Regions from separate parts of the Homo sapiens genome. Here region 2 is linked to region 1. A link is an interaction called in ENCODE POLR2A ChIA-PET data of the cell type or tissue named here. Cell type or tissue: GM12878. All regions are shown on one strand.

Region 1 (2,500 bases):
GCTCTGCAGCAGTGGGTGGAGAAAGGGGATGGGGCTCTAAGTTCCAGGACTCTGGGCATAAGAACTGTCACTGCCCTGCCACCTCCCTTGCCATTAGCTAAGTCTAGCTAAAGATTCTGGAACAAAGTAGTGATAGACTCTTCTAGTTGGGGCTACCCATTGCTCATTTCCTCCAGAACAGACCACACTTGCTCTGAGCCGCCTTCCCACCCTGGCGTCTGCATCTCAGGACTCCACTTCCTTCTAGTGGTTCCTTCAGACCAGCCTTGAGGCCCAGGAACAGGGAGTTAGCTTTCTTCCCATTCAGTGCTTGCTGTGTATTTAAGCCAATGTGACATTTTCATACTTATCCCCAAGCTTCAAGTTATTTTTCTTTTTGACTATGGGTCCATGTCCTACCCAATTTCCTGAGCTGTTTCCCCCTATGCACCAACAGAAATGACACTCTTGAGTTGAACCGATCTTGCTATTTCTCCCCCAAGGGGCTGGCCTCAAGTACTGATTCAGTGAGGGTCACAGCCTGCTGGAACTTCAGGAGTCTAGATAGCACTCTCTGTCTCTCTAGACTTTGCCGCAGTATACAATTTCAACTAAGGCTTCACATTTAAAACCCCTGGGAACAAACAGGCTGACTGTAATTCAGAGGAGAATAAGTATTGGTACTAGATTTTTTTTTGTAAGAGCAGAGTTTGATAGAGAAAGATGAAAACATCAGGCTGCTGAATGGCTGAAGGGAAGAGGAGGAAGAGGAGGTCTCTTGAAGAGAAAGGACTTAGACATGAAGTCTGAGTCCCACATCAGGCCTTGTTGTTATTTTCATTGGTAGTAAGTGCTACTTATCTGTGTTGATTGCTTACTCTGTGCCAGTCACTTTATACATGCAAAGTAATATTTCAGTATCTTTAAGAATTGGGCATTTTAATCCCCATTTTACAAAAGAGAAAACTGAGTGATTTAACCAAGTGATGCCAAGATTATAGAGATGGGAAAGGCAGAATTGAAATCAAGATCTGTATGACTCCTAAGGCCATGGTCTCAGGCATGAACCACATATCTTAGGATAGCATATTTCATAATTTGGCATTAACAGTTTTGCCACAACCTATGAAAAGTGATTTTGCTCCCTTTGCTTTGTTTTTCCCACAGCCTAAACCATGAAGAGTCATAATAACGATGGACATTTGCATAGCACTTTACCCTCTGCAAGGTGCATTTCACACACACGGATCTAAACCTACCAGCTTTGAAGCCCAGCCAGACCCTATCTTTTCCTCCCAGGTCCCTTGCCCACTGCAGCCACATCTTCTTCACCTCTTGGAATACCCACTGCCTTAGGGTCAGGTGTACCCAATTTGTTATGCATTCTACCTGTTGTTTTGTTCTCTAACACTTTATGTATGCAAATCGATGGTGAGTTCCCCCGAAGGCAGATCTGGTAGCTCACTGTGGCTCTCTCAGGGTGAGCCCCATGTGAGACATGCAGCAGTTGATTCATTGACCCTACTTCCTTCTTCAGAAAACCAGTGTTTGTGCCCTTCTAGGAAGCTCAGGATAAGGCACATTGCTGATGTGCTGGATTATCAGGAATCCAATTGCTTAATGGTCCCCACAGGGGTTCATAGCTACTCCCAAATAGAAACTGACCCAGGCTTTGCACAGAACTCCCCAGAAACACTGCCTTTTCCTAGTTCCTCACCAATCACTCCTTGGTGTGAACCACATTCTTGGCAAGGCCCCAGAACCAACTGAGTTTCTGGGATCGAGTCTCAGGCACTCTTTGTTCTCGTTTAAGCTTGGTTGATGCATACCAGGCCCTGGTACCACGCCCATGGCCTGATGCTGGCCCAGAATGCCTTGTAGGCCCCCTTCCCACCACTACTGGAGGGAGAGGGGTGAATGTCACCCCTCCCCTCAAAAGCAACATATACCAGCTCTCGCTGTCATAGACACTAGAAAACAGCTTGACATATAAGCTAGGATTCCGGCAAACCGTACATAAATCTATAGGCTATGTGAAGGCAATTGAGCTAATTTGTGTGATTATGCATATTTCTTTCCCCAGCTCTTTTCATGTTTTTTGTTGTTGTTGTTGTTGTTGTTGTTGAGATGGGGTCTCGCAGTGTCGCCCGGGCTGGAATACAATGGTGCGATCTCGGCTCACTGCAACCTCCACCTCCTGGGTTCAAGCGATTCTCCTGCCTTAGTCTCCCAAGTAACTGGGATTACAGGCACCCACCACCATGCCTGGCTAATTTTTCATATTTTTAATAGAGACACGGTTTCACTATGTTAGCCAGGCTGGTCTCAAACTCCTGACCTCGTGATCCGCCTGCCTCAGCCTCCCAAAGTGCTGGGATTACAGGTGTAAGCCACCGCACCCGGCCTCTTTTCATGTTTTAATCAGATCCTATCTGGAATGGGACTTTCAATTCAATGCAATAAGTATGTAATGGGATTCTAACGTGCCAGACACTGTTGGGTTTACAGAGATGCTCTCAAG
Region 2 (2,500 bases), 280 kb after region 1:
GCTAGTTTTTTGTATTTTTAGTAGAGACGGAGTTTCACCGTGTTAGCCAGGATGGTCCCGATCTCCTGACCTCGTGATCTGCCTGCCTCCACCTCCCAAAGTGCTGGGATTACAGGCATGAGCCACTGCTCCCGGCCTAATTGTAAGGTTCTTATTGGACTCCATAAGGAATTGGGCTTTGGAGTCTGATGGATTTTACCCAGCCACTAACTAGCTGATTATGTGATTTTGAGGAAGTTTCTTAAGCTCTGAGCTTAAAAGGCTTATTTACTTAAAAAAGAGAACAATATACTTACTTCTTAATTTTTTTGTGATGTCTCAGTAATGACTGGTAAAGATTCCAAGGATCCCTATATGAGTCTGCTGCCTTTATTAGCGTTATCTTGCCAAGGGTTATACATAAAGAAAGGCACATTGTTGGGTGGGGTTTGGAGTTTTGGGGCATGCATCATCATATTTTTTGGCTCTCCCTTTCCATCAAAAATACTTGGAGACAGAGTTTAGTTATTTATTCCTGCTGGGGCCTTTGCTTTGGTTATGCTAACCCCCATCCCTTATCCGACTCTTCCCCAGGTGGTGCCTCGGTGCACAACGCCATGCAGCTGAAGCCGGGCAAGCCCAATGGCTGGAGGATTCCCTTCAACAGCCATGAGGGCGGCTGTGGGGCTGCCATGCGGGCCATGTGCATCGGTCTCAGGTTCCCACACCATAGCCAACTGGACACACTGATCCAAGTGAGCATCGAGAGTGGTCGGATGACCCACCACCACCCAACAGGCTACCTGGGGGCCCTTGCGTCTGCTCTTTTTACAGCCTATGCTGTGAATAGCAGACCACCCTTGCAGTGGGGAAAAGGACTGATGGAGCTGCTACCAGAAGCTAAAAAGTACATTGTCCAATCAGGCTACTTTGTAGAGGAAAATCTTCAACACTGGTGAGTCTGTAAGCGCACGCCCTGCTCAAACACGGTTGAATCTGTGCGTGTACATCCACCTGCACATATATGTCTTGTATTCAGAGATCACAGCAACCCTCATGGTTTTCACCCCCAGCCCCCTTTCTACCCATCTGCTAAGGATTTCAAGTTCCCTTCCAGTAATGATTCTACAAAGTAGCCAAGTGGATACCTCAATGAATAGGGCAGCTGTGGTGTTTCCCTCTTACACGGAATCCTGTCATTTTTGTGGCTATCCTATTCTGCCATGAATTTTCATGCCTATTTCCTACTTTCCTGGAATTTGCTTTTTCAGTGTTGTCTTGGTATACAAATAATATTTTGAAATCCTTGGTTAAAATTCCAGAGATACGTTTTTCCACTAGCTAACTAATAAGTGGTAAGGCCACATCTTCCCCTTCTCGTGAGTTCACTTCACATTGTCTTTCTTAGAATAAAAAGAGGCTTTCTGCTGAAGTCACCCACAGTTGTGATGTCTTGAAGTTCCCCTTTAAAAGGTCATTACTCTCGACCCTCCCAGGGAAAACAAACCTGTATTTCTTACCCTTTAACTTGATATGTATCTCTTTATTTAGCAACAGGATCAATGCCTTATTTATGTAGATCCTTATGAAAAATGTATTGAATGAATGGTACTTATATAGAAATAATTTTGATGTTTAAATAGTTTATGATATTACTGCAAGAAGCCGAAGTTATGTTGGATTTTTCTCTGTTCACACATCCATCTGGTGCTTTTTGTTATGACTTTTCACTTTATTTTTTTCAATTGACTCTAGATTTTTTCCTTTCTACAGGTCCTACTTCCAAACCAAATGGGAAAATTACCTAAAACTTAGAGGGATTTTGGATGGAGAATCAGCCCCTACCTTCCCTGAGTCTTTCGGTGTGAAGGAGAGGGATCAGTTCTACACCTCCCTGAGCTACTCTGGCTGGGGTGGCAGCAGTGGGCACGATGCCCCCATGATTGCCTACGATGCTGTTCTTGCTGCAGGAGACTCCTGGAAGGAGCTTGCCCACCGAGCCTTTTTCCATGGTGGAGACAGTGATTCTACAGCTGCCATTGCTGGCTGCTGGTGGGGAGTTATGTATGGTTTTAAAGGAGTGAGTCCCTCCAACTATGAGAAACTAGAATACAGAAACCGGCTGGAAGAGACAGCTAGGGCTTTATATTCTCTCGGGTCAAAAGAAGACACTGTAATTTCCCTTTAGGGAGACGTGATGTTCACTTCTGATGGATTCTTCTTTTGTGTATTTCCTTTTCTGCTATTTCTTTTCAGTTTTTCCAAAGTCAAGAGTCTTAACCTTGTACTCAGGGAATTTTGAGATAACAAGTCCCTTGGGCACCTTAAGCTCAGTTTTTTCAGGCTCATCCTGTTCTTCCAGAATCTATCCCTTTTCTTACACTGAAGAGTCCTTTAGCTCAATTGATAGGGTCAGCGTCTCGCAAGCAAAAAATCTCATGACCTCATATTTGAGTCTTCATTTTCATCATCTACTTGTTCTAAAAGTTTTTTCTGTTTGTCTCAAGTTGGGTTCCCACAA

What was found. ChIA-PET counts read pairs that join two places held together with the same protein. Peaks named below come from ENCODE experiments on the same cell type or tissue, not always from the same donor. Only the 100,000 strongest peaks of a DNase experiment are listed, where the experiment ranks them.
Region 2: POLR2A ChIA-PET joins it to region 1 with 5 read pairs; 2 of 35 experiments call an interaction of 5 or more read pairs at or near these places.

The regions. Positions count from the first base shown.
Region 1 is chr3:119,301,710-119,304,209 of GRCh38, forward strand. All of the region lies in intron 1 of ARHGAP31 (Rho GTPase activating protein 31), which reads left to right. Among named protein-coding and RNA genes, the nearest start is that of ARHGAP31, 8.6 kb to the left of the region's middle. RefSeq lists an enhancer at 1,204-1,423. In GM12878, no CTCF peak of the experiment used is centred here; DNase peaks (open chromatin) are centred at 1,216 and 1,434; H3K4me3 peaks cover 1,422 bases; H3K27ac peaks cover 1,519 bases.
Region 2 is chr3:119,585,712-119,588,211 of GRCh38, forward strand. It overlaps ADPRH (ADP-ribosylarginine hydrolase), which reads left to right. Exons shown (of 5, transcript NM_001125.4): 4 at 574-934; 5 at 1,753-2,500. The coding sequence ends at 2,167. Among named protein-coding and RNA genes, the nearest start is that of ADPRH, 7.5 kb to the left of the region's middle. In GM12878, no CTCF peak of the experiment used is centred here; no DNase peak of the experiment used is centred here; H3K27ac peaks cover 449 bases.